Linked DNA regions of Mus musculus: region 1 is linked to region 2. Evidence: chromatin loops called from intact Hi-C (ENCODE). Cell type or tissue: heart. All regions are shown on one strand. Each heading gives the region's core, and the rest is flanking DNA. Links, peaks and the distances in the headings are about the cores only. Region 1 overlaps Bcr (BCR activator of RhoGEF and GTPase). Region 2 has its middle 31 kb from the start of Gucd1.

Region 1 (14,929 bases), core at 1-8,000, 300 kb before region 2:
TCAGTGTCACCTAAAAAAAGCCTCCTAGGTAAGGGATATAGCTCAGGCTATTTACCCGGTATCTGTAAGGGATGCCCTGAGTGCTCTCCCGCACCATGGAAGAAAATAACACAGCCTCCTGACCTTCCTCCACAGGGTCATAGGTATCTTGCAATGTGATTGGATGCTTTTGGTTCTTCGAAAGTTCCTGATAAAATCTATGCCACATACCTGAGAACTCATAACAGGAAGGGAAGCTTGACCAGGCCCTCAAACTCTCCACGCCTTCTTTTCCCCCTGCAGGAGAGAGAGGTCCAAGGTACCTTACATTGTGCGCCAGTGTGTGGAAGAGATCGAGCGCCGGGGTATGGAGGAGGTGGGCATCTACCGAGTGTCTGGAGTGGCCACAGACATCCAGGCACTGAAGGCAGCCTTTGATGTCAGTGAGTATTACCCAGGCAGTGCGGAACAAACAGTGGTGCCCATACCGAGACTCCCACGGGGCCTGGCACATCACACTAATGGGTTCCAGGTCAGCTTTAGCTACATAGTGATTCCTTGTGTCAGACAGATGATTGATTGATGATTAATAACTAGCACACCTATAATCCTAGTATTTGGGAGGTAGAGGCAAGAGGATTGCTGCAGTGTCAAGGCCAGCCAGGGTGGTAGAGCAAGGCCCTGTCTCAAGAGAAAATAAGTAAAATAAAAAGACTTGAGAGCTAATGTGGTCTGGCCATGTTGGTATTAACCTCTGAAGTTAGAGCTACTCAGGAGATTGAGATGGGATCACTTGAGTTAAGGAGATCAGGCCCCACTTAAAACTTTCACGTCTCAAAAGAGAAAGAAGAGACTGGCTGGACAGATGGCTTAGGAAAGAACACGTACTGTCCTTGCACAGGGCCCAGGATAAGTTCCCAGCACCCACAATATAGCTTACAACCACTTGTAACTCTAGTTACAGAGGATCCAGAGTCCTCTTCTGGCCTCTGTGGGATCCTGCATGTGCCTGGTGCACATAAACTCATGCAGGTAGACACAGATACATTAAAAAAAAAAAAAGAAAAGAAAGAAAAGTAGCTAGCTCTTTTTAAAAATCCGAATCCTTCCAAGGTCTAACCACAGCCACCAAGCTGGACCGTGGCCTTCCTTGGGGTGTTGCCTGATGCCTTGGAGTGGCCAGGAGATGCTAAATCCCAGGATAATTTGACTATGCTCCCTTGAGGAAGGTGTGGGACAATGGCATGGATATGGCCCTGGTGCTGTCTCTTTTCTACCTGTCTCCAAACCACTCCCACTCTGTAAGGGAGACAGAACTATCCTGAAGGCTAAGCAAGGGCTTTGAGACCTCGGAGGATCAGTCTTACTTAAGGTCTCTGTTTACTCGGATCAGACACCAAGAGCAAAAGCAATTGGAGGAGGAGAGGGTTCATTTCAGGTTGTGACACTCAGCTCACAGTCTATGATGCGAGGAAGGCAGTCCAGGAACTCAGGGGAGGGACCTGGAGACAGAAAGTAAAGCCACGGCCATGGAGGGATGCTGCTTACTAGCTTGTTCCTCATGGCTTGCTCAGTCTGTCACCTTATACAACCCAGGATCCCCTACTGGACGGGGCCCCCAGTAGTCTAGACCCTTGCCTGTCAGTCATCTGCCAAGAAAAGCCAGCAGGCCAATCTAAGCTCCCCCCCACCCACCCAGTTGAGGTTCTCAGATATATGTAGGCTTTGTTTCAACTTGATAGAAACCAATCAGCACAGGGTTCTTTCTCAGTGTTCCCCAAAGAGCAGGCAGACAGAAACAGGACTCAGAAGGATGTTGTACTTGCAGAGTCTTTATACCACCATCTTGGCCTGGGCCATCAAGGACCCAGCACTCCTCGATAAGACTCACTGTCATGTTTCAGCTTCTCCACGCAGCCTTCTGTCTTAGATAAGGTTTCCATCGCTGTGAAGAGATGTACCATGACCACAGCAACTCTTAAAAAGGAAGCCATTTAACTGGGGCTGCCCTACCGTTCTGAGATGTAGTCCATTTATTGTCATGGTAGGAAGCATGGCAGCTTGCAGGTAGACATGGTGCTGGAGAGGAGCCAGGAGTAGATAAGCAGGCAGCAGGAAAAGAGAGTGAGCCACGGGATCTGGCTTGAGCTTCTGAAACCTCAAAACCCAGCCCCCGTGGCACACTTCCTCCAATAAGGTCACACCTCCAATAGTGCTACTCTCCTGAGTCTGTGGGCACCGTTTTCATTCAAACCACTACACCGGCTCTCTGACACAGAGAACCAGAGGCTGCCTAAGTCCTAAGAAAACACCCAGTGTGACGACTTAAGTGACTCAAACAGTCCCTACGCCTGCCTGCCTCTGCAGCTGGTGGCCCTTCTTCCCAGCAACCCTGTCCAGACTCAGTCACACAAATGCTGGGGGGCGTAGGGAAACAAACCACACAAAGGGGATGGCTACACACGTGTGTCATCAAGCTGTGTCAGCCCAGGCAGGTTGCAGACCTGGGACCCACACGGAGGCTGTTTCTGCGTTCTCTGCAGATAACAAGGATGTGTCCGTGATGATGAGCGAGATGGACGTGAACGCCATTGCCGGCACGCTGAAGCTCTACTTCCGTGAGCTGCCCGAGCCCCTCTTCACGGATGAGTTCTACCCTAACTTCGCAGAAGGCATTGGTGAGCATCGAGGGCCCTGGCCTTGTGGGAGGCAAGCATCTCATGGCCTCGTCCATTCACTGGCGCCATTAGGAGAGGGAATCAGACTGTTCCCCGATACTCTGTTCCCACATTCGAACCTAACCTGAGGGAGTTGGCTGTGCAGTGCGGGTACTAAAAACCAGGCCATCTGTGCAATCTCTGACAGCTGCCTGCTGCCCTCTCCTCTCAGTATGGCCAGAGGGTAACCAGTCTGTGTGGCCATGGACGTGTCCAGCTGTGGGATCCCCGTAGCCACAATGAACCCCTAATGCTCTAACCCCAGGTCCTGGCCCAGTCAAGCAGAGATTTATGCCCAGCCTTCACCTTTAGTCAACCTGGATGATGGTGCCCAACTCACACAGGAGGCAGACATACCCCTTACTTCACCCTTATGGTAATCCAACCTGCAGGGCCGGTTCACCACAAGACCTGGCCTCTCAGGCTGGAAAGTGCCCCTAGGGTGTGCGTGTAAATAAGGGAAGCTCCCAGGGGCTGGGGGAAGGGGCCTTCCTATGTGCTTATAGCAGCAGACAGTGCCCCTCCCCCCAGGCCTCCCACTTGTCACCCCCACCCCCAGTACAGGCCTACCCATAAGCTATACAGGTGCCTGGGTGCTGCTGCTCGTTTGAGATGAGAGAAGGCTTTTTTGGTATCTCCCATGCTACATAAGCCTTTACCACAGGCCTTCCTCAGTTGGAGTCAGTCTAACTGTGTGGCCTGAGACAATGTTGGGCGCCTGAACTCCTCAGTGCCTTCCAGCATAGGCTTGGGGTTCGGGGTGTTTCGTCTGACATCCTCATGAGAGGTCTCGGGACTGTGCTCCGACCCTGGGAACTGAACGCCCTCCTTCTGTAGCTCTTTCAGACCCCGTCGCAAAGGAGAGCTGCATGCTGAACCTGCTGCTGTCCCTCCCAGAAGCCAACCTGCTCACCTTCCTCTTCCTCCTGGACCACCTGAAAAGGTAGCGCCCGCTCTCCCATGCAGCCCCCGTCCCCAGAAAACCATGCACCACCAAGGGCCTTCTCTCCTTCTCAAGTCTCCAGTCGGTTCCCACACTAGGGACTAGAGCCGATGGCATCCCTCTCCTCTGCACCGGACACTAAGCCACAGCCAGCATTGCACTTGAACTTGCCCTTCACTTCCAGATCATGGCCCAGAGCTGTCCCAGCTGCCCACTGGCCTTGGGTTCTCTCTGTCCCTGACTCCTCGGACTCTGGGGGATAGAATCTTTATATAAGCCCTGAGTGTGATGTTGGAATAACACCTTCTGCTCTGGCTTCACGAAACAGGGTAGCTGAAAAGGAGACGGTGAACAAGATGTCCCTGCACAACCTCGCCACGGTCTTTGGCCCCACACTGCTTCGGCCCTCAGAGAAGGAAAGCAAGCTCCCTGCTAACCCCAGCCAGCCCATCACCATGACTGACAGCTGGTCCCTGGAGGTCATGTCCCAGGTATAGGAAACAAGCCGTAGTCCATTGTTACCCTGGTTTGACACTTGTCGGGTAGACAGCCTCAGCCTACTTCAGCATGAGCCGTTCCCACCTCAACTACAGAGGCCTACCTACTATCACTGAGAGGGTCAAGAGGGGCCCTGGCTACTTTAAAAAAAAAATTTATTTATGTATTATGTATAAGTACACTGTAGCTGTCTTCAGACACCCCAGAAGAGGGCGTCAGATCCCATTACAGATGGTAGTGAGCCCCCATGTGGTTGCTGGGATTTGAACTTGGGACCTTCGGAAGAGCAGTCAGTGTTCTTAACCACTGAGCCACCTCTCCAGCCCCTCTGGCTACTTTTAGCCCCTCTGTTCCTGGCTAGATTTGAGCCCATCTGCTAGTCTTTCAAGCTCAACTCTTGTCACCAGCAAGGTCTCTTAGTACGGGAGCTGTGTGAGCTGAGAGAGGCTTCCCACCTGCACCCCTCTCACAGGTTCGCCTCTCCCTTCTCTGCCGGAACAGGTCCAAGTGTTGCTGTACTTCCTGCAGCTGGAGGCCATCCCTGCCCCTGACAGCAAGAGACAGAGCATCCTGTTTTCCACTGAAGTCTAAAAGCCAGGCATCAGTCATCTCATTAGGAGGCCCACAGAATGACCTGGAAAACTGGGACGAGAGAACCCGCCCACAGAGTGGGAATGAGACCCTTCCTGCGGTGTAATTTAGCCATTCCGAAGCTCTGGGCCATCTGCCAAGAGACAAGTACCCAAAGCGAAAGGCCAAGGGGCCTGCGAGAATCCAGGTGTGTCTGCAAGCCCCAGGCTGGCCCCCAGACTGTACCTTTCCCTTGTTGCCACCAGAGGGCACCCCAAGTCAGCCCATCTGCAAGCCTGCGGACAAGGGAAAAGAGGCGGAGAAGAGAGTGGTTTTTACGAATCTAATTTATCAGAGTTTTAAAAAAAAAAAATCTCTACTGGATCATTTGTTCCGATGCACCCTCTCTGGGGAATAGGGACACCGTCAGATCCCTTACTGTTGTGTCTTGAATAAACACTGCTGCTGCTTCCTATTGTGGGGGCCACAGCCATGTCCCTCTGTTTAGGTGGGGATGCCTTCACGTTCCCTGACGTAGAAATTCCGCTGTGTGTGTGACAGGGTCTGAGATGCTGACTCGGCACTGTAACATCGTCAGCCCTGGCTGCTTGCTCCGTCCTCCCAGAAGGATGGATGTATGTGCAGAAGCAGGTCAGGCTCCTGTTCTCTGATACTCTTGTCTGGGCTCTCTATGCACCTCTCAGGAGTGTGCTCCTCCACAGCCCAGAAGTGTCCCAGGACCCAGCACGGGGAAGGAGACCCTGGTCGTCACGCACCTTACAATTCCTTCTGCAGGGAGAGTGGCCGAGCCCACTGATCCTTACAGCCTCCCTTCTGTCTTACAAAGGCTGTGATATCTCCAGCCTGGCTCTGACTGCTGTCTCTCTCCCTCGTTGCCCCATCTAAGAGACCACTCCCTTCCCTTGCTCCCGTCTGAGCAGACTCGGTTACCTTTCTCAGCCATCTCTGCTCCAAGACAGCAGTTTCCTCTAGTGGCTTGTTTTAATACTTTGATCCGAAATAGCTTTTGATACTTGAATATTTTTAAGTTTTATACGTAGTTTCTAATTTTTTTTTTCCTAATGGGTTCAGACACCTAATAAGATACTAGAATGTACACCGTGGACAGGCCATGTCCAGGCAGGGTTTTGTCTTCCTTTGAGAGCCGGCTTCCTTTTGTTTGGAGTCGTTTCTGATGCCTCCCTCCAGAGCATCAGAAATATGGGAAGAAGGCTAGGAAAGTCAGGCCTGGGGATAGGAGCAAGATGGAAAGCTAGCCCACCTGCGGCCCTCCCACCTCAATCCCTGTCGCTGGGTGGGAGTCGGAGTAGTTGTCTCTTACTGGCCACCCTAGTTAGCAAAGGGAAAGGGAAAACCACTGATTGTCTTCAAGAAGGAATCCCATAAACCCTTGCATCATTTCTTAAAGGGTAGAATCCCACCCTTGGGTGACAGAGGCAGAGTTGCCATGAGCTCAGGACCAGCCTTGGCAGCATCATGCTTATCTGGACAGCCAAGACTACTGTGTAGGGCTGGCGTACAAGTAGCTGGGGAGAGAAGAAAAAAGGCTGACGAGAGACTTGAATCCTGAGCTGCTCCTGCAGGAAGGCATAATTTTAGGGGTGTAGACTGCCTGTCCCGTGAGGACTCCTGCACCCGGTCACATACCCCACAGCCCCTCCCATGTCTGGACGGTGGGTATGCCCACCGATGGCATCCACCAACCCCACAGCACATGGGGGACCCCTGAGAGGCAGAGCCATGTCTTCCCCTCCCGTCTGCTCTTGAACCTGCCTAAGGTATTGGGCAGGAAACAAAAGACCCTACAGGGTCTCTGTCTGCATACAGTGTTTAGTTGGCTTTTTTTTTTCCCCTCAGCAGAGCTACCCATTGGTCTGCTCTTGAGCATTTTTGGACCCACTGGGCTCCTCTAGTTTGGCTGTTCATCCCAGTCCATGTCATGGCTCTGACCCTGTAAGGGGAGCACTGCTGAGAAAAGCTGAGTAACCTCCCAGCCCCCCACTGTTGTTTCTGCACCTCCTCCCCTCCCCTCCCCCCCAACCCATTGTTTGCTTTGTGTCTGTCACCTTGAACTGGAAAGCAATATATCAATGTGCCAATGTGCATTCCCTGGCCCACCCCCTGCCTCGGTTCACTTTATTTATTTAGGTTATGTGTTATTTGATGATGGAATGAGCATCCCTGTGTCGGTCTAAAAAGTGCCCCTCCGCCATCGGGCCACGGCAGCAGTGACTGGGGCTGCCTCTCTTACCGCCTCACGCCTTGCAGGCCTCTAAGCTGGCAAAGAAAATACATGGCGTTGTCCAGGAATGGGGGTGACTCAGCTTTACCCTCTGCAAAGAGAATGACGGCCCCAGTCCGTTATGACCGCCCACCAGGCGTGGCTGCCAGACGCTAAAGGAAGAAGTGATACTTTCTTACCTTGGGACCTGGGTCCTGGGCACAGTGGGCTTGGCTTTCCTGGTGGTAGCCTGGCCTCTGCAGTGGGTGGATGGTCTCTTAGCTGCGATCCTGCTTTTGAACTCGGCTGTCTGTACTACCACTCTGTACCAGAAGGACCACGGACACTCTCATTAAAGTCTCCTGAGACTACTTCGGTTTGTGGTGGTTTCTAGTCGGTCAGTCGCCTCTCGAGTTTGAAAGCCCTGCATTGCTGGGGCAAAACTAGAACCCACAAGCATAGGGGGAAAAAAAAACAGTGTTACAGAGCTCTCATTGTCCAGTCAGGCCGTTGGTGGGGGAGGAGGAGTCTACATTGCACCACTGTGGGAAGTCCTGCTTTCGTGGAATTGAGGACCCACAGGTAGGTGCCAGGGAGGCAGCTTCAAGATACAGAGCAGCAGCTAAGTCCTCAGACCCAAGGACTAGTCTGGGCAAGGACCATTGCCTTGACTAAGGATGAAGAAGAGAAGCCACCTGGGAAATGTAGTCTTGACCCTGCAAGTGGGAGAGATGGCAGTAGGGTGGTTGACCAGTCTTGCTTGTCTTACTTGACCCTGGTTCTCCTCACCTATGCCTGTTTCAAGCCACTTAGCCTGCTGGGATTGCAGAGAGGCAGCTAGATCCTATCTTTCTATGGCATGCAGAGGAGGTGGGTGTTCTTAGATGCCTCTAGCCTTGCCCTCAGAAGCCTGCCCAAATTACAGGGAAGCAGCACCCAGAGTCAACAAGTGTGTAACTCGGAGTCTTTAATGGCGGCAGCTAGGGAAGAGGAGCCTAGCCATATCCAGGCAGCCATCACATTATCTTCAATAGCACCTATAGCAGGTCACCCCCAATAACTTCCTAGCATAAGGGTCACTTGACAAATGGCCAAGAGTGGGGAGCCTGAGCAATGTGACTATCACTGTTGCCACTGCCATCCGATGACAGTGCAAGGTTATGGGGTGTTAGGTGTGACAGGGTTACTCAGAGTAGCAGGCTCTCACTGCCCCATTGGTGACTTGACAGAGTCACCATGCATGACCAAAAGAGCTGTACCCTCACCCTTGGATTCTGAGAAGCCTCAGCAGCCATAACCCCAGGCCCACTCCAGAAGCATGCCAGATCCTACCCTTCCCAGGAAACTGCGTACGATGATGAAGACGGGCTTCTACCAGTACTTGGCTATGTCCGGCCCCTAAGAGGTTACAATCAGCATGGTCTCTTACATTGTCTGCCTGGCTCTGTTTGGAAAACTTACACGCATAAGAGCATTCATGGCTCCATTGCATCTCTAAACTAGGAGTTGGTTTTTCAAGCAAAGCTGACTCCTCACCGTGTTTCTCCATGCAAGGGCCACGTCTGTCCAAACCCAGGCCAGTAGTATGGCTTAGAGACAGGGTCAATCACTGTGTCTCAAACCTGAAGTTATCAACACTTCCTTGATCCCTTAGAGCACCAATTCTAAACCAATAGGTCACAAACTGCATTTGGAGAGAGGGGTCAAATGACCCATTCACGGATATCCTGTATCTCAGATATTTACAGTACAATTCATAACAGCTATGAAGTAGCAACAAGATCATTTTATGGTCATAGGAGTGGGGGTCAGCACAACATAAGGAACTGTATTAAAGGGTCACAGCATTAGGAAGGTTAATAACCATTCACATAGAGGAAAATGGAGTAACCCCACTTACATTAACACCTCAGATCCTGCCTGCCGGCAAATGCTGAGCTCTGTCCCCAAACGTACCAACTTTATGCGAGGTGTGTTAGGGTCAACCTTGACCCAAACACAATAGCACAGGCTGATGCTTTCTAGCTTCATGACCCATCAAATTCATACAGAAATCACAAAAGAACGTCTTGTGACTCCTCCCACCCCAGCGTCCCAGCAGCCTTAAAAGGAAGTTTTACAAGGTCTGAAGAGGGGCAGTGGCAAATAGTTCTGGAAAGATAAACAACATGAAGAGTGACAAACTGCTCTTGAAGAGACCCAAATGGCTTTGGCTGGAGCAGTGCCCACAGTGCCAGCAAGACTGGAGCAAGACCCTGCCAGGGAACGAGGAAGCCAGTGGAGTTTGAATCCATCCCGTCTGGCCTAATGGGAGTGGGAGAGAGCTGACAAGCCATGGTCGGCTTCCAGGGAGAGCCCTGTACCCTCCAGTTCTTACAGAACGGCCAGCCAGGGGTGTAACAATGACAAGCATTCACAGAAGGGTCACATCTAATTCATAACCAAATTAGAAAAGGTACCAGTTACTCGGAGAGGAGTAAGTGATAAACTTCCCTAAACCCAGCAGCCTGCCCTGATGTCAGATGGTAATACATCCCAAGAAAGGCCTCAGAGTTCCTCAGACCTTGTCCCCAACTACAGAAGTACTTCAGAGACTTAATCTGCATCCCCATCCTGAGTATGGAATTTGGAAATGGCTCATCTGACTTGGGCTGTCTAGCAAGACCATGTTTCGAAAAGCAAACAAGAAAACAAATGAGAAAATACCATGGAAAGATGGAAGGGGAAAAAAAAAATCATATGTCAAATATTGTCAAGGGTACAGGAGACACTGACTGAAGAGGGAAGCCTGGACCAGAATTCCACCCAGAGCCTCCAGAAGGAAACCACCTGCCAACAGATGAGTTTGGCACTACTGGCCTCTGGAGCTAGGAGAGGAGGCAAAGCCAGGTTTTCTGGAGCCCCGTAGTCTATATGTTTGTAAGGCTGCCACAGGAAACTGATATGGTCACACAATGAGGAAGTCAAAATACGTCTGTCAGTCCTAGGGTCTGAAGTCTAAAGGAGAGGGGCAGAAGCCAACGAGGCAGAGGTAAAGGTCACCCCCACACTTGGCAATGGTGCAACAGAGCATTTGAGCGAAACTAAGGGCTTGCAGAACTGCTCTTGGGGCTTTGGCTGCCCCTCTGCACCACCAGCTGTGCCCACAAAGGAAAGTGGAGAGGGCCTTCTGCTTGTCCTCACCGCCCTTGTCCTTTGTGTCCTGTCCTTGTGTCCACACCCTTCCTACCCTCAGCCCCATATCCACCCCCATCTGCATGGCCCCTCAGTATGTTTGGAATCTGTCAGCTTTGCCTCACACACAGCTCATTTCCAGTCTTCAGAAAGCACTGAGGGCTAGAAATTTGGCTCTGAGATTTGGTGCTTGCCTAAGAAGCCGGGCCTGGACTCCATCACCAACACTGCAAAGGGAGGCTGGGGGACGTTCACCAGGGCTACTGTTGGCTCCGACATCAGTGAACTCTACCTTGAAATGGGAGATGTATGTTGGTGTCTGCTGGGGATCAAATCTAGCACCTTGCACATGCTACGGGTATGTGTTACCATTGGGCTACATCCTAACTCCCGAAGATAGATTTTTAAATTTAATTTTTAATATATGTTAGTGATAAAGAATAACGGTTTCATTGTGACATTCTATACTAGATTGTACATAATCTATATCAATCAAATCAATCTATCTCACCTCTGATACCTTTCTCTTCCCAACTAGTTTCTATTCGTGTGTGTGTGTGTGTGTGTGTGTGTTATGTGTGTTATGTGTGGTTGTGTGTATGGTATGTATGTAGTGTGTGTATGTGGTGTGTGTGTGTGGTGTGTGTGTATGTGGTGTGTGTATGGTGTGTATGTGTGGTATGTGTGTGTATGTGGTGCATATGTGTGGTGCTTGTGTGTTTTGTGTGTGTATGTATGGTATGTATGTGTGTGGTATGTAAACATGGTGTGTTTGTGTGTTTGTGTGTATATGTATGGTGTGTATGTGTTATGTGTGGTATATGTGTGTGATGTGTAAGTGTGGTGTGTATGTGGTGTGTGTGTGTGTGGTGTGTGTGTGTGTGTGTGTGTGTGTGTGTGTGTGTGTGTCTGACTCAATGAGTTTAATTAGGGTTGCTTACAGGAACATGGGTAAGGGTTTATAGGCAGGAGTACTGGCAACTAGCCAGTGGTTACATTGTTCCCTGAGCAACAATTCACTGCCTATAGATCCTCAAGGGAGGAATGGGAATCTCATGAGACCTTCCCCTGTAGCAAGTTTTAAAAGCCTATAACTCCCTTTCCATAACAGGTTGTTGCTAGGCACGGTCTTGCGTAGGACTTCTGCAGAGAATCATAGCTGCTGAGTCTTTGGGTTTGTTGTCCTTGTTGTTGTTTTCCTTAGTTTTTGAGACAGGGTTTCTCTGTGTGGCCCTGTTTATCCTGAAACTAACTCTGTAGACCAGATTGGCATTGAACTCACAGAGATCTGCCTGCCTCTGCCTCCTTAGTGCTAGGATTCAAGTTGTGCTCCACCACTGCCAGCTTGCTATGAGCTCTTACGTGTACTGGCTGTCCACATCAGGAAGATGGTGTACGACCATACTCCTTCCAGCCCCTGCTCTCTATCCATCTGGTCTTAATGTTCTCTGAGCCTTGGAGGAGATGATACAGAATTGAGCATCCAACAGTTACTAATTCCTTGCACCTTGAGTAATTATCGCCGCAGTCGTCACTGCCCGCCACAAAAAGAAGATGGTCTGACCAAAGTTGAGAGCAGTACTAACCTCTGGGCATAAATATTGAGAAGGCCACTGGGATAGGCACATGTCCGTTTAATAGGACAGCAGTCTGAGCCTTGCCACTGACTAAGGCTTGTAACCTCGGCAGCCGTGGGCATCTGATCAAAAGATCAGATCTAGAGTACCAGGTGAGTCCTCCCCTGGGGAGCAGACCTTAGATCCAATCAGAAAGTTGTTCCCCCATTAACTGTCCCACCAGTGGGCCCACATTGCCTGGCAGGTCAATAGTGTAGCATAACAGGTTACAGTTGTGTAAGACTGCTAAGGACTTCTGCCCTAGCAGTGTGGGCAGCACCTCCACCACCATTCAAGCTAGCCAATCAGGAAGAAGATTCCTCTACGCCCGTGACCAAAGCCTGTGATGTCTTCAGTCATCGACTTACCATGTAGATGTGGTGGTGGTCAAGAGCAAGGGTAATAGCCTAGAATGTTTTAGGGGCCTCTCTGGCTGTTCTCTAGTCACAGAACTTATGGGTAGTCTCTACATAGTAAGAGAATTTGTTATGATGACTTACAGTCTGTAGTCCAACTCCCCAACAATGGTCAGCAACAGCTGTGAATGGGAAGTCCAAGGATCTAGCAGTTGCTCAGTCCCACAAGGCAAGCAGGCGAAAAAGAGAGAGCAAATCTTCCTTCTTCCAATGTCCTCATGTAGGTCTCCAGCAGAAGGTGTGGCCCAGATTAAAGGTGTGTGCCACCATGCCTGGATCTGGGACGTGCTTTGTCTCAGATGGCCTCGAACGCAGAGACCTCCCTGCCTTAATCTTCTGGCATTCAATACCAAGAGCTCCATACCAAGATCCAGGTCAGAAACTTGTATCTCCCAGCCTCCAGATTAGGATCACAGGTGAGCCTTCCAATTCTGGATTGTAGTTCATTCCAGATAGTTGACAACCAGGAATAGCCACTACACTGGCCAAGAAGTCATTGGGAGATGGCCCACACCGGGCACTAGAAATTTCATTTAATATCCTATGGCTTCTGAGAGTAGCTTTATCCATCTCCCCAGTGTGCTTCAGTTTAACTTTTTCTTTATTTTCTTTATTTTATTAAAATTTATTTTATTGTTTTTAAAGTATCCATTTTATTTATGGCCTTTTTATGCATTCTTCGTTTGGGTCGATATGAGAGGAACACATGTGGTGCTTGTCTTCCTGAGCCTGGGTTACCTCACCTAATAGGACAGTGTCCGTTTCCATGAACTTTTCTTGATTATCATAATTTCCTTTTTTCTGCATGGCCCAATGAAGTTGCATTATTTATGCATACTGCTTTTCGTGGATCCATCCATCTGCCAGGACACTAGGCAGATCCTATTACCGTGCTGTTGTGGGCAGATCAGAAATAAACATGGATGTGCACATATCTCTGTGAAAGACCGAGAGTCCTTAGAGTATCTGCCTGGGAGCAGAGGAACTGTGACATCGTATAGTAGTTATAATCTTAGCTTCCTTAGAAACCTGAACACAGATTTCCACAGTAGCAGCACCCACTTCCCCACTCACCACTCAGTGAAAAGCTCCTCTTTATACGGCCTCACCCACAGCCAGCATTTCCCATCCCTTGTTATCTTTTTTTTTTAAGATTTATTTATTTATTTTATGTATATGAGTACACTGTAGCTGTCTTCAGGCACACCAGAAGAGGGCATCTGATCCCATTACAGATGGTTGTGAGTCACCATGTGGTTGCTGGGAATTGAATTCAGGACCTCTAGAAGAGCAGTCAGTGCTCTTAACCACAGAGCCATCTCTCCAGCCCCAACCCCTCGTTTTCTTAATGGTAGCCATTCTGATTGGAAGGAGATGGAGTCTCAAAGTAGTTTTGGTTTGCATTTCCCTGACTGCTAAGGCAGTTGAACACTTTTAAAACTAGTTATTGGCCATTTACATCTCTTCTTTTGAGAGCCCTCTGTGCATTTCAACTTTCCATGTTTTTTTTAAAGGGTTATTTTTATTTTATGTGTCTGGGTGTTTTGCCTGCATGTATATAATGTGTACCATATGTATGCCTGCACCCAAAAGAGGCCAGAAGAGGGAATAGGGTCCCTGGAACTAGACTTTCAGATGGGTGTGAGCTGCCACGTAGGTGTTGGAACTAAACCCAGATCCTCTGCAAGAGCAGCAAGGGCTCTTAACCACTGAGCATCTCTCCAGCTGCAATAGTCCATTTTCAGTTTTCTTGTCGTTACAATCTTTTTTTAAGTTTTTTTTTTCTATATTGTACATATTAATCCTCGGGCGATTTTTCTATTCTGTGGGATGGCCCTGGACTTGACTGTTTCCTTAGCTGTGCATAAGCTATTTAACTTCATGCGGTCCCATCTGTCCACTGTTGGGCGTAATTCCTGAGTGCTTGGAGCCTTGGTTAGAAGTCAGTCAGTGGTAAAGTGCCGGCTGCTACACATCCAGAGGGCACCTGAGTCAAAAGGCTCACAGCCATCCCCGGCACTAGCTCCAGGGGTTCTGGCGCCCTCTTCTGGCCGTCAGGTACTCCACACACACATGTGGCAGCCACACAGCCACACAGAATAAACACATGAATAGAAGTTATAACTTGAAAATACCGTCGAGGCTGGAGGGATGGCTTAGCAGTTAAGAGCACTGGCTGCTCTTCCAGAGTCCTTAGTTCAATTCCCAGCCACCTCATGGTGGCTCATAGCCATCTATAATGAGATCTGGTGCCCTCTTCTGGACTGCAGGTGTATAAGCAGGAAGAACATAATAAATAAATGTAGTCATAATAAATAAATCTTTAAAAAGAAAAAGGAAAAGAAAAAAACGAAAATATCATCAAAAGTTGTTACATATGCCTGTGTCTTGAAGTATATGCCCTACTTTTTTATTCTAGTGCTTTCAAAGTTTAAGGTTCTGTGCTTTTAGGCTTCAACCCATTTGTAGTTGGTTGTTGTTCAAGATGAAAGGTACCAAGAAGCTAGTTTGTGCTGCTGAGATAGCTCATAAGGTAAAGGGTCTTGCCACCAAGACTGGACACCCTCCGTTCCATCCCCAGGATCCACGTGGTAGGAGGAGAGGACTGACTCCAACAAGCTGTCTTCTGACCTTCACTCTTGTGCTATTGTGTGTACACACACATGTGCGCACACAATAGTTAGATAGATAGATAGATAGATAGATAGATAGATAGATAGATAGATAGATAGATAGATAGAGGGATAGAGGGATAGAGGGATAGAGAGAGAGAT
Region 2 (14,941 bases), core at 2,708-10,707:
AATGGAACTCAGGACTCTGAATCAAAAAGAAAGAGATAAACAACCCAGCAGCAAATAGACTGTAATTGTGCTGGCTAGTTTTCTGTCAGCTTGACACAAGCTAAAGTCATCTGAGAGGAAGGAGCCTCAACCAGGGGGTGGGGGTGGGGGTGGGGATGGGGGTGGGGGATGCCTTCCTAAGATCCAGCAGGTGGCAAGCCTGTACAGTATTTTCTTAGTGATTGATGGGGTTCTGCTCTGCTCATTGTGGGTGGGGCCACCCTGGGCGGTGGTCCTGGGTTCTATAAGAAAGCAGGCTGTGGGCTGGAGAGATGGCTCAAAGTTAAGAGCCCTGACTGCTCTTCCGAAGGTCCTGAGTTCAAATCCCAGCAACCACATGGTGGTTCACAACCATCCGTAATGAGATATAATGCCCTTTTCTAGTGTGTCTAAAAGACAGCTACAGTGTACTTGCATAAATAAATCTTTGGGCAGGAGCGAGCAGGGCCGGAGTGAGCAGAGGTCCTGAGTTCAATTCCCAGCAACTACATGATGGCTCACAACCATCTGTACAACTATAGTGTACTCATAAACATAAAATAAATAAATAAATAAATCTTTAGAAAGAAAAGAAAGCAGGCTGAACAAGCCTCAAGGAGCAAGCCAGTAAGCAGCACCCCTCCATGGCCCCTGAATCAGCTCCTGCCTCCAGGTTCCTGCCCTGTGTGAGTGCCTGTCCTGGTTTCCTTCTGTGATGGACATCACTATGGAAGTGTAAGCCCTTTCTTCCTCAAGTTGCTTTGGACTCCGTGTTTCATCAGAGCAACAGTTACCCTAACTAAGACAAGCTGGTACCAGGGAGTGGGATATCACTATGACAGACTGGACCATGTCGTTCTGGGGAAGAACTTTGAAACTTCACACAAGTAAAGCCACTGAGTGGTCAGTGTTTGGTGAGCTGTTCTGTGGGAGCTTGGAAGATAAGAAAGACTGTTGAGAGCAGTGCAGAAGGCGGAGGCCTGGCTTTCCAAGGGTCAGAGGGAAATTTAAAGACTCTAGGTGCCATTTGCTATTTTGAATGAAGATTCTGTGGTTCTGGTTACTGGAGCTGAAGAGTCAGCTGCTTAGAAGATACCAGAACCGGGCTGGAGAAATGGCTCAGCGGTTAAGAGCACTGACTGCTCTTCCGGAGGTCCTGAGTTCAAATCCCAGCAACCATATGGTGGCTTACAACCATCTGTAATGGGATCTGATGCCCTCTTCTGGGGTGTCTGAAGACAGCTACAGTGTACTCACATATAATAAATAAATCAAGAGTTGGCTTTAAAAAAAAAAAAAAAAAAGACACCAGAACTACTTTGCTTTACAGGGATGCTTGATGTTGGTCAGCTGGGGCTGAGACATTAACAGTGCTTAAGAAGTTGACTAGCACCATTGAAGTGAAATCTTCTGGGAAGTGTTTCTTAAGAGCACACAGAAGCTGTGTTCCAAAGGTGGCCATGGTTGTACCTCGTGCAGGCAGCTGAACTTGGTGATGGAGGCGTAAGAGTCACCCAGGTGGGTTGCACAGACTCTAGTGGCTGCAACAGTTTATTGGCAACACAGAGGGGCGAAGGCACTGCAGTGAGGGGAGCTCAGTGCAAAACATGCAAAAGATGGGGAGCCCTTAGTGGGAGAAGTCGGGGTGGGGTGGGGTGGACAAGACCTGGGGGCTCAGTTGTATTATATCCCAGCCCTTAAATAAATACTATACATAAGCTAGGGGCTCGGGCAGGGCAGCAGGACCTGGGGTCTCCCAAGGGGTCACAGGTCTGAGCAGCACTTGCTATAGTGGTCGAACTGGTTCTTTCAGTGCTCCATGTAGGAGCTCCAGCTGTAGAACTCGGTCTTCCACTGGCGCCCTGCCCCACCAGGGTCTCTGCAAGAGTGGGAGGAGGAAACGGAACAGGAAGGATAGTAAAGGTCGGTGGTGAGTGCACCCGCATACACGCATCGCCAGGACCAACGGGGTGGTGGAAATGGAACAGTGGATGATCGGAGAATGAAGATAGAGGCGGAGAAGTGTAGCAGGAAGGAAAGGAAGAGAAAAATCACCCGAAGATGGAGGGGAGGGACAGGATCAGAATGGTTGGTGGGGAAAAGAGAGGAGATACAGAAATGGTTGGCGATTATAAGGCCCATTAGCCCCGGATCCTTCTCCCTTCAACGCAGGGGCTCAAGCTCCAAAGTATAATTTTTACACAAACAAAACAAAACAACAACAAAAAAGTCACCCAGGTGGTACTGGTTTTGAAGGCATGAAGGGGTCATGCAGAGCAGCTGACTTTGGGCACTGTGAGAGGCCAGGAGAGGCCATTGGTGAGGTGCAGCCTCAGCAGTAGTTGGAAGACCCAGGACTAAAGGGGTCATGGAGAGAAGTTGACGTTTGGCACCTTGAAGAGAACCCATGAGAGACTATTGGTGAAAGTGTAGCCCAGTTGCAACAGAAGATCCCCACCAGCATTTTGGAGATGCCAGGACCATGGAATGACCATCAGGAACAGCAGCAGCAGTGGAGTGGAGCCAGCTGTAGCCTAGAAGACAATCTGCGTGTGCTGCAGACGGCAGAGCTGGAGAAGTGACTCAAGCTCTTTGGGAAAGCCCAGAAGATTGTGAGTGAATTCCTGATATCAGACATTGTGTCGTTTACACATTGAGAGTCTGCTTTGCTTTGGTTGTGATTATCTGTGCCCCAATCCTTCCCTCTTGAAGTGAGAAAGCATTCGGTTTATTTTTGCTTTTACGGAAGGTCCCAGTCAAGAGACTTTACATTTTGAAAAGACTTTGGATTGGTTATTTCAAAGAGACTGAATTGTTTGAATTCTTCAAGATTGATTTTTAAAGTTATTTATATTGTTTTATATGAGGTTGTGGGGGTGACCAAGAAAGGGAAGGTTGGCTTTTAGCAGTGACTTGTGTGTCAAGCTGACAAGGGGTCAGTTGGGCTGGCTAACTTTATGTCAGCTTGACACAAGTTAAAGTCATCCGATGGCAGGGAGCCTCACTTGAGAAAATGCCTCCATAAAATCTGGCTGTAGGCAAGCCTGTTGGGAATTTTCTAAACTAGCCATTAATGTGTGAAGCCAGCCCATTGCGTGTAATGCCATCCCTGGGCTGGTGGCCCTGGGTTCTATAAGAGCAGGCTGAGCCAGGCACAGGGAGCAAACAGTTACAGGGTAAGCAGCACTCGTTCTCCCCAACGCCCATGAAGGGTTGGTGTGCTCACTGCTATAAAGCAGACAGGAACAGTTTCAAGGACAGGAACCAACCTTGGCAAAAGCGCTTTCTTTTTTTTTTTTAAGATTTATTTATTTATTACATGTAAGTACACTGTAGTTGTCTTTAGACACACCGGAAGAGGGCATCAGATCCCATTACAGATAATTATGAGCCACCACATGGTTGCTGGGATTTGAACTCAGGACCTTCAGAAGAACAGTCAGTGCTCTTAACCATTGAACCACCTCTCTAGCCTGGCAAAAATGCTTTCTATCTGAATTATCATAAAAATGTTTAAGTAAAAAGAAGAAGGAAAGGAGCGGAGGGGCCACGGTAGTTTCGGAGTAAGGAGATCATTCACGGTTCATGTCAGACATTCAGTCTTGGCTCCGGTGTAACTAAGTGGAAACAGGATCACTATCATACAACAGGTTCGATGCAGCTCACTGTGTGCACCTGTTCCAAGTCCCTAATGCTTCCAACTCAATTTCTTCCCAGCCTGTTGGGCCTGATGATGGAGGAGCACGTAGTCTTCTCTTTGATCCAGTCTGTTACACAGCTGGCGTGTCTGTATCTGTGGGCTAAACAAGACAGCTGAGATCTGCCAGGGGCCAATAAAATCAAACAACTGACTGATATCAGGTGCCATGGAAGGGGCGCTGGGATTTGTTCTCTTCAGATGTTCTGCATATGTTTTACAAACACCTTCCATGCCCTCACAGACTCCTAGTCAGCGCCAAGTCCTGCCTGCTGGCCTCTCAGTAGGCTGTACCAGCAAAATGGTGTGAGACATCATGCGCCAAGTGCTTTCCTGCAGCCACCACTAACTCCTGCCTCCAGGTTCCTGCCATATTTGAGTTCTGGCCCTGACTTCTCCTATGGTGAACATCACTATGAAAGTGTAAGCCGAAAAACCCCTTTCCTCCCCAACTTACTTGGGTCATGGTGTTCCTTGATGCAATAGTAACTCTAAGACGGTAACAATGAGCTCTGAGAGGAAGACCAGAGCCATCAGGGGATATGCAGCATGGTGCCCACTTAGATAGCAAGCAGTGAGCAGAAAAGATTTATTTTCAGTGTCAGAGAATGCTAGGAAAGTGTCTCACACCCCAGGACGAGGACGGCCTTTAGTTTTCTTTGGTTTGGTCGATGCCAGTTCTCAGGTGATGAGGCAGAATGGTGGGCATTTGAAGCAGAGAGACAAACTCTCTATAAATGCCCAAGAGACTAAATTGAACTTGATTTCTCAAGAAGTACAATTGTTCAGCATGTGATGATCCTGGCCTAGGGGTGGTCAGCAAATTGAGAAACGTCTATAGGGCTATAGGTTCTCTGGGAGTGAAATGTTTCTAAGTCCCAGCTAGAGGCAGGGTAGGACAGTAACTCTATCTTTTCCCTGGGATTAGCCCTTAGCTCCCCGCATACAGCACTGGGTGTTAGGTTTTGGATGGGGTGGGTGGTTCAACAGGACAGTAACATGGATTACTAGAGGCTAAGAAATTAGCGTCATTAACAGCGTGAGCAGACAGACAGCCATCAGCATCGCTGGGGCTCCAAAGAGAGATAGCATGACTGAGTCCCTGAAGAGAAGCAGAGGATGAGGAAGGTTCACAGCCTGGCTTTCTGAGAGGACACGGAGGATGGGGTGGAGAGCAGAGTGCGGTACCCCTCAGAGTGGTGGCACTAGCAAGAGGGCTAGCCTGGGAATCACAGCATCCCAGTGGGCTGTCTGTTGGTATCCGTGGGAGGAACAGCAAGCAAGGATGGATTCTAACATTCAATTCCTACAAATTCATGGAGGATGTCTGCAGCAGAAGTGCTCTGTGCTCCTGATGCCCAGGTTCTGTCTCAGAGGGGTGGGGAGGCCATGGGAGGAAATCTGATTCCGCCTCTTGTGGCCCGCACTGGTCTCTCTCTCTTCATGAATTTTTCTCTGATCTTTTGCAAATGTCTTATGTGAAATGTATTTTTATCTTCCCTTGAAGCCAAAAAAAAGAAATGTGTCTCCTGCTGTGTGTGGTCAGAGCTCTGACTCTGTGTGTGTGTGAAAATGACAAATGGTTTCTTGCTGGAATATTCTAAGAAAGCCGGTGGTGATTTAGTGATAATACACTACACTTCTGGCCATGGGTTTGACTTCCTATGCACAACACCTTCCTGTCGAATTGCAAGGACCATGTTCTTGGTAGTTGGATCCCGGGTACCTGTTTAATTCTGGAAAGTGCCATCCACAGCACGTCTCTGTAAAAGTCCCGTTCTTAAACATTTGTCAGCTGGGTTTTTAGCAGCTGAGAGGAAAAGAGGAAGCCAGGCCCCATTTCCTTTCTCCCTCTCCTTGCCCTGTGAAACCTCCTGAGGATTAGGCTCGAGTAAACACGCACTACTTCCTAGTTCAAGCCAGGTGCCCACTGATGGAAGATTCCAGGGCATTTTGCTCCCAGCTGCTCCATGTTTAAAGTGGTCATTGCTTCAGCCATCTCGAATCTTAATACCTTTTCTTCTCAGACTAGAGATACCCAGTGCTGAGAGGCCCACTGTCTTAGTTAGGGTTTCCATTGCTGTGAGAACACACCATGGCCAAGGCAAGTCTTGTAAAGGCCATTTAATTGGGGCTGGCTTGCAGGTTCAGAGGTTCAGTCCATTATCATCAAGGTGGGAACATGACAGGCAACATCTAGGCAGGCATGGTGTGGGAGGAGATGAGAGTTCTACATCTCCATCTTAATCTGAGGGCTGCTAGCAGAATTGTGGCTTCCAGGCAGCTAGGATGAGGGTCTTAAAGCCCACATCCACAGTGACACACCATCCCTTACGCGCATGCACATATGCATACATGCACACAACCATGCATTCCACACGTCCTCCGGTCTGGCCCAAGGAGAGAAAGAGATCGTATGTTCAAGCTGAATGTTTTGCTAAAGCCCTTTGGAAAGCTCTTCTTTCTGCTGTCCTTGCTTTCAAGTGGCTGGCTTCTTCCATTCGTTTAGTTTTGGTTTTCAAGACAGGGATTCTCTGTTGTCCTGGAACTCCCTCTGTAGACCAGGCTGGCCTGGAACTCAGAGATCCAACAGCCTCTGCTTTCTTGAGTGCTGGGATTAAAGACATGTGCCACCAATGCCGTAGGCATTCTTAACAACTGAACTACCTCTCAGGTCCCTACAGGTCTCGTTTCTAATTCCTCTCCCCTACAGATGGGTTCCATGAACTACTCGTGTTTTATGTAACTCTGTTCTTACTGTCTCTGTTTCCATTGGCTTTGTGTGGTATTTGTTTGTTCTGCTTTTTGAGACAGAATTTTGCCTATGTAGCACAGGTTGGCCTAGAACTCACTATGTAGTTCAAGCTGGTTTTGAACTCCTAAAACTTCCAAGTACTGATCTCTATGATTCACACTAATTATCTGTTAAACTGTTATCATAGCATCTATCAGTCATTAGTTTCCTACTAAGCCTTTCTGATTTGGGGCAATGTCAGGAACCCAATGATTTAGTTATTTGAGGCAAGCTGTTATTTCCACAGGCAGGCCCAGCCTCCGAAACTGTGGGTACCTAGTGTCTCCCTGCTCCAGGATTTTAAACCCAAGTCTTGCCTTGCCTGTCACACTCCTTGCTGGCTTCCTAAAGCCCGCCCATCGCTGGCCTGCTGAACATTAAGCAAGCCCTTGCTGACTGCCCACTGAGTGCAGACACCGTGCTCCCTTTAACTCAGTGGTTCAAAATCTATGGGCCGTGACCCTCTTGGGGCCAGACAACCCTTTTAAAGGAGTTGCCTAAGACCATCGGAAAACACAGACATTTACATTAAGATTCTTAACATTCTTAGAATTACAGTTATGAAGTAGCAACAAAATAATTTTATGGTTGTGGGTCACCACAACACGAGGAACTGTATTAAAGGGTCGCAGCATTGGGAAGTCTGAGAACCACTTCAAGTGTAATTGCTTGGGTTTCTTGCTGCTCTTGGTCTGGCTGGGTGATCTGGAAAGACTGTTCTGGTGCTGCCACCTAGAGGTTGGTCTTTGCATTGCACATTAATGCACAGGAACACATTTCCTTCCATCTTCTTCTGGAGAAAGGTATGACCGAGAACTTTCCTGTTGGTGGGACTCATCATCCTCCATTCCACCTACTTCCTCTGGGGAGGGTCTGCTCCACAGTCTGTGCCTGCTCTCTGGGCACCTAGGAAGGGAGCAATGACTCTCCTCTGTGTCCTTGAAGGATGTACTGTGGGAGTCTGTGGCTGGGATGTGGATCCTTCATGGGTGGCCACCTTGTTCCCTAAATATGGGGATCAGATAGGAATAAGTCTTGTCTCTCTGCCTCATCAGAACTTGTATGAAGGAAAGTTGTCCTGGGACTCAGAAGCCCAAGAACCACCCAAAGACAAGGTAATCCAATGGAAGGGTATCCTAAGACACGGAAGCCCAGAATCCACACAGCTCTGACAGGATATCTCCCCAGCAGAGGCATTGCAGCTCCCAGGGGAGGGGATCTCCAGCTGAGCTGAGGCGTTCAGGAGTCTCAACCCTGCTCCACTTCTTCCCTTCTTCTCTTCATTGCTTCTTGGCAAGTCACACCAGACAGCAAATCTCTTAAAAGAGATTTATGGAATATAGAGGGACAATCCAGGGTTGACTGTCTCTGCTCCCAGGAGAAGACAGCAGGGAACTGATCAGACACTACCTTTATATAGGATTCCTTCGGGGGGTGGAGCTTTCAGGGCAGGAATTTCCAGGGTGACGATTGGTGGGATTTCAAGTCCTGAGCTTGGGGGTGCTCAGTGATTGGTGGGTTTTCCTGCTCAGGGATTGGTGGCTTTTTGTTCAGATTTTTCGCCTAAAATTAGCATAATCTGGAAAGGGTCCTTTTGAGAAGACTGTGTGATAGTTGCAGATACTGGAAATGCTATTTTGACAGTTAGAGGGGTCTGAGGGAGGGAACTGGCTGCTAGAGATCCTCAGGCCTGACCACTTTCCTGCCTTGAGCGTTTACAAAGTCTATGAGATTTATAAAGAGTCCACAGCAGGGACACCTTTCCCTCCCGCTTGAGTATTCTGCATTAATAGCCAACATTCCTCCCTTTTTTGTTTGTTATTGATAATATTGACAGACAGGGTAGAAAGGGGACAATGCTATCACTAGACTACTCCCTGCTGAGTGTGGTATAGCGGTCCGTGGGATGAGTTTGATCTTCGCTGTTAGGGTATAATCAGAAGTTGCAGGCTTCAGAGCTGAGGGGCGGTAATCCTGTAATAACATCTGATTAAAGGTCTGGTTAGACATCTTTTGGATCTGTTTTTGAAGAAATCTAGACAAGAAGTCTTTACGTCAATGTGTGATTGATTAGGAAAAAGAGAAAACACAGACAAGAAGGGTAGTGTCCATTTCCATATTGGACTGTTAATGGTCCACTGGCCAGAGGTGTTAAGCTGTTTTCTATGTTTTTGGAGATCCATCTGGAGTGGCAAGATCTTCTGTTTTACTGTGAAGCCTGACTGGTTGATATACAAGCAACTTTCCTCCCTGAGGAAGAGACAATGGCCATCCATCTTTCTCTGCCGTTAGCAAATGCAATCCTCACCAATTTGGTAGCACTACAGTGGCCAAAGGGCATATCTGAGAACAGTGATATAAATTCAAGGCTTAAGTGTATTTATTTTTAGATCATAAAGGACATTTACTTTTAATTTTAGCTTCCCTTTTGCAAATAGCTTTTAAATTTAAACCATTATAATTTTGTTTTGTTTTGAGACAGGGTTTCTCTGTGTACCCTTGGCTGTCCTGGAACTCACTCTGTAGAACAGGCTGGCCTCGAACTCAGAAATCTGCCTGCCTCTGCCTCCCAAGTGCTGGGAATAAAGGTGTGAACCACCACCTGGCATTGGGTTCCTAATAATATTCTCACAGGGTTGTACTGGTTTAATCTGGTTCTCCATTTCCCCTTATTTTTTTTAGTGTTAGGAGGATAAACAACGTTCAAGTTTTTTGAATGGGTGATCTATCATTCTTGCTGATTTATTCTGAGTTTGTTCCCTGGCAAATTTCAATATTCTAGTCTTAATTAAAGATACCAATTCATTCCACTATTTCATTATTTTTCAGACATTTTGTCTGTCTTGCCTGTATGAACTATATAAATGTGATGTCTTCCCTAAGTTTGCTAGGTTTTACCATTTCCATTTATTCCTCCCAGGACCATATATCTTTGCCATTTTTCTGCCAGTTAGTGGCAGTTTCCATGATGACCATATAGCTATACCTTTGCACATACAGTATGAATTTGGAGAAGATACTTTCTTTTTGCTTTTGTAGTGGTTGTTTGTGTTAATAGCCAATAGTGCCACACTGATTTTGTGGGTCCTTCCTCAGTCTCAGCCATTCTATCCCCCTGTCAATAGGTTGCCATTTTCCATTAGTTTTGGTTCCGTCAGTGGATGATGAACCATCAGTAAACCATGCGTTCGCCAAATGCTGCGACCTTTCTGTCCACTCGTATCCCTCACCTAATAGTCTTTTAGTAGAGAGTTGTTCAGTTTCCATGAGATTGTAGGCTTTATGTTGTTTCTGTTGCTGCTGAATTCCAGCGTTAATCCATGGCCGTCTGACAAGATATAAGGGGTTATTTCAACTTTGTCATACCGGTTGAGGCTTGTTTTGTGACCAACTATGCGCTGAGAAGAAGGTATATGCTTTTGTGTTTGGGTGTAATGTTCCGTAGACATTTGTTAGGTACATTTGATTCATACTGCTGTCAGTCTCACTATTTCTCTGTTTAGTTTCTCTCTTGATGACCTGTCCACTGGTGAGAGTAGAGTGTTGAAGTCTCCCACTACCAATATGTGGGCTTTGATGTGTAATTTAAGCTTTAGTAATGTTTCTGTTAACGAATGTGGGTGCAATTAAAAAGAGAAAGGGAGGAGGGGGAAGCTGGTGTTGGCACCAGGCATGAGCTGATTCGACTGATGGTAGCAGGAAAGAAAGGAGACCAGTGTTGGTGGCAACTGGCTTAAACTGCTATTGATAGTAACTAGGGAAACTGCCACTGATAGAGGCTATTTGGGCTCCTGTAGGCTTAGATTTTTTTAAAACCTACTTTTATAAGGGTTCTCAGATGCTTAAAACCACCAGGCCTCTACCTAATCAGCACGAGTCAGTGGGAGCAACCAGGACCAGGCAGAATGCCAGGAGTTCTCTGCCATGCCTTTCTCAATGAAGGGAAGATCAGAGACCAATGAAGTGTTGCAAGGCTAGCTATACAAGTGCCCTGTCTCTGTCTATTGAGTCCTACTTATACTCTCTCCAAATATCACATATCCTCTCATAGGTCTTGCCTCAGCAAAACATCAAGGGAGTCTTCATCACATGACACAACCAGAAACTTCCACTTCAGGCTTCCACTGATGTGGCCAGTGATCTCACACACACACACACACACTGGATGAAGCAAAGTAGGCTCCAACATATATACACACACATACATATAGATATGTACGTACATATAGACAGACAGACAGACATATACACAGACAGACAGATATGTATTCAGTGGATGGAGAAAAGCTTCAACAACCTTACATACACACACACACACACACACACACACACACACACACACACACACACGGGGAGGAGAGAGATATTAAAAGCCAGAAGGGGTTTGGACTGTCTTGCCGACTCTAAGAGACCACAAATGCCAGCCCAGGTTACTATACCCAGCAAAACTTTCAATCATCATAGATGGGAGATGTTAGTCTCCCAACATCAATGGACTCAATTCCCCAATAAAAAGACACAGGCTAGCAGAATGGATGAGAAAGCAGGATCCTTCTTTCTGCCACATACAAGAAACATATCTCAGCAATGAAGATGGACATTGCTTCAGAGTAAAGGACTGGGAAAAAGTTTTCCAAGAAAATGGACCCAAGAATTGAACTGGAGGATCCATTTTTGGTGAACACCATGCAGGAGCAACTGCAGTGGGCAACTGAGCTTCCTGGAGACAGCCCACTGTCTTGCATGGCTGCCATGAGTGAATCCTAGAAGGTACAGCCCCAGGAGCTTCATCCTAAGATTTCTTCTGACCTCTGTATCTGATACTATTCTATTTACAGTTGAAGTTATCTTTGAAAAAAAATTAGTATAGGCTTCTTTTGGTCTTGTATGATTTTAGTAAACAACTCGAACCTCTTTCCTGATTCTTCAGTTTTGTCCCAAGCATTTAAAGTTGCTAAATGACATAGCTCCAAGGTGTTATCATCAAATTCCAGCTGCTTTTGTAGCTCAGCATATTGACTTTCACTTAGCAACTGATCTTGGGAAATATTTAAATCTCTGGCCCTATTTCATTGTTCTGTGGCCCTAGCTTCCTCTTTCTTCCATGTTCACCATTGTAACTGAGGGCCATCTTCCATTATAGCTGTTGCCAAATCTTTCCAGTCTTAGAGAATAATTCTGTTCTGAGTTGCCCATGAATTAATATCTGCTTCACATATGGTGAACACATATGAAATGATCGCTTCCTTGAATCTTCTCAAATCTAATACATCTATAGGATTTTCTTTAATTTCTTCATAACCTTGGGGGCATCTATCATTTGCTGGTAAGCCTTACATAGTAACTGGATGAACTAAAGGTTGGTTTTCAAACAACCTTGGGCTTCCTCTCTTCAGTTTCATTATTTGGTGGCATGGTAGGTCCTTGTCTAAATTCCTCTGTGTCTGAGTATTTTCCTTAATTTTCATCTTTCTTTCTAAGGCTTGTCTCTTATCAATTCACTTATTCTATTATTTTAGTATAAAATAGGGTTTATTCAGGGCATAGGGAGAGGAGTTGAGAGAAAGGCAGGGGGGGAAGTGAGAGAGAGAGTAGAGGCCAGCATGAGCATGTGGGGGGAGGGGAGTAGGTAGAGAGGGGCAAGAGGAGAAGAGAGAGAGTAAGAGCCACTTATCATATTTGACACACACACACACACAAACCCCACTATGGCCATTAAGGGTAAAATCTGAACTACCAGACTGATAGTAATTATAATCAGTATTATGTCAATCTCAATTAAGATACTATCTTTTCATTTTCTGCTTATATTTTTCAAGCCATCTGGAGCAGCAGTAGCAGGGTCCCTAGTGCATTGTATTATGGTATTTCCCATCCTTAACTCTCTCTCTCTGAGGACTCCCAGGTGCCTTAACCAAATCTGATGGCTTCTCAGTTTGTCTGTAGCCGGCATGATTTCTTCGTCCATGTGGTCATGCCACACGTTGTAGTGCCAAATGTTGTTCTTCATAAAAATCTCAAATGTTTGCTTTTACCAAGACAGACTTGGGAGCCAGATGCTGGGTTTGAAAGCCTCAGAGAGGCAAAAAAAAAAAAAAAAAAAAAAAATTACCCAGCTGGCCTTCCTCCTCAGCCGACGTCCCAATAGGAAGCTCTTCACACTGTCTCAAAAACCTCAAACTGAATGCCCCCCCTCTTCTACTTCCTGTGCATTTCTCTATCCATCCTCTTGACTTCCTCTTGCTCTTTATGATTTTTTTCCTATGTTCACTTCCTGTCAATTAGATGCTTGCTCCACCTCTTGACCTATGGTTAACTTTATATAATCTTTCTTATGATAAACAGAAACCTCTTGGATTAAAGGTCTATGCTATGGCTGAGTCACACCACAACTAGAAACAGTTTTTTCTTCTTCCAGTAAATAACACAATCCAGATATCCTGCAACATGTCTTATTTTTGAAGTCTTGTTCAACTAAACTGGCTAATCATCTATTGTCTATTCTCATACTGACAGTAGAATAATCTACTCTTTATTCCTAACCCTGTCTTTTCGTGGTCCACTCTGAAACCTATGTCCACATTCCCAAATCACAAGATCCAGGAACTCAGACCTAACCTAGAATGAGTGTTTTCTTTGATTGTTGTCCCAAGCCTATTTTTCTCTTCCAAGTACAATTGCACGCTTATAATGCATGGAAGCTCACGGTGCACATTTTCTAACCTATGAAGCCTTTGCTAGTCTACAAGGGAAGGGGCATGTTCTACTCTAATTCTAACTTTATTATATCTTTTTGGCAAAACAATGTAAATCCCCTTAAACTTTCTATAAACTACCCTAACTTCCCCCAAACTATTTAAATCAAATCACAACTTCTGTAAAAAATCATTGCTTCATCAAAATAAAATTATTTCACCAAAGTTCACCTTCATATTGACCTGCAGGAAAACTGACCAATAAGCCCAAGAAGTCATCATACCAGACTATAGGCAGTAAGGATCTCTCCATGCCCAACCACACCACGCCAGATGTATGAGGACGATAGCAGTGACAGACATGAGAAGGAGCAGCAGCAGCATCAAGAAGTAATCCAGAGATGAATCCCTCAGGACTGTGCCTCTCCGAGGTACATCCATTGTAGCTGTGCAAACTGGTCAACCGTCTCCAGAAATCTCACTTGCCCACTTTCTTAGTTAGGGTTTTATTGATGTGAGCAGACACCATGACCAAGGCAACTCTTATAAGGAAAACATTTAATTGGGGCTGGCTTACAGGTTCAGAGGTTCAGTCCATTATCATCAAGGCAGGGAACATGGCAGCTTCCAGGCAGGCATGGTGCAGGAGGAGCTGAGAGTTCTACATCTTCATCTGAAGGCTGCTAGCGGAAGACTGGCTTGATGAAGGTCTTAAAGGCCATGCCTACAGTGACACACCCACTCCAACAGGGCCACACCTTCTAAAAGTACTACTCCCAGGGCCGAGCATATACAAACCATCACACCCACCACAGTTCCTCCTTTATGGCATCCACCAGACTACCTTGAAGTAGAATTCTCACAGAAGAGTCCAGTGAGGGAAGCCATCAAGTTTAGAGACAGTTGGGGTAGTAAGGATGACCTGGGGGTAGTAAGGATGACCTTTCTCCATTTAAGAAGAAAGAGGAGGGGGGTTGTGATCAAAAGTAGGGAGGAGGACCAAGTCCTCAATGTTGTTTGAGGAGGAAAGGGAGTCAAGGGTGACACTGAGGCAAGCAGTAGTGGGTGTAGTTCCAACAGAGCATGTGAAAATAGCGAGCTTAACAGAGGAGAAAGGAGGTGATCAGGGAGAGGTGACAGCTAAGACAGGCGACCAGGAGGCAGAACCAGCTGTCCATACTTGAGCTCAAAACAAGGGATAGAGGTTTCTCTGGGAAGGCCCTCAGTCTCAGGAGAGCCAGTGGCAGAAGTTCTTGGGAGACTTTGATCTGAGGGGATGGTAGAAGAGTATAGGGCTTTGGGACCACAGGGTGAAGAGGCACCACTGCCAAGTTAATATGTCGGAGATCCTGAACCAAGTGATAGGTTCCATTGGGCTTCTTAACTGCAAGTACGGGAGTATAAAGGAGAACGATCAGAGATAAGGGGATGAAGTCCTCTGAGGCTGTGGGGTGAGAGGGGGAGTATTGAGCCCAGGTGATATATTTGGTGGGATTTTGTAATCATAACGATGAAAGGAGAATGATGCTTGACTAGAGGGTGCCCCATACCTGGGGATCTACCCGGGAGGCTGGTAAGGGAAAGGGTGTGTCAGGTTGTGTGGTTTGGAGGAAAAGGACGAGAAAAAATGGCTGTCAAGGCTAGGGTCAAGCAGATAATGGGGAGCAAGAGAAATAGACATTCCCATAGAAAAGAGAGGTGAATCCCCAGAACTCCATCAGGATTGAGTAGGTGGCC

What was found. Peaks named below come from ENCODE experiments on the same cell type or tissue, not always from the same donor. Only the 100,000 strongest peaks of a DNase experiment are listed, where the experiment ranks them.
Region 1: a loop joins it to region 2, with 6 times the contacts of the local background. A loop is called at or near these places in 20 of 42 quality-filtered maps.

What each region holds. Positions count from the first base shown.
Region 1 is chr10:75,177,602-75,192,530 of GRCm38, forward strand. It overlaps Bcr (BCR activator of RhoGEF and GTPase), which reads left to right. Exons shown (of 23, transcript NM_001081412.2): 19 at 283-422; 20 at 2,523-2,657; 21 at 3,534-3,639; 22 at 3,968-4,130; 23 at 4,639-7,322. The coding sequence ends at 4,728. Among named protein-coding and RNA genes, the nearest start is that of Specc1l, 27 kb to the right of the region's middle. In heart, for the core only: no CTCF peak of the experiment used is centred there; a DNase peak (open chromatin) is centred at 4,890.
Region 2 is chr10:75,479,363-75,494,303 of GRCm38, forward strand. No RefSeq gene overlaps it. Among named protein-coding and RNA genes, the nearest start is that of Gucd1, 31 kb to the right of the region's middle. In heart, for the core only: a CTCF peak has its summit at 7,246 (motif pointing left); a DNase peak (open chromatin) is centred at 7,279.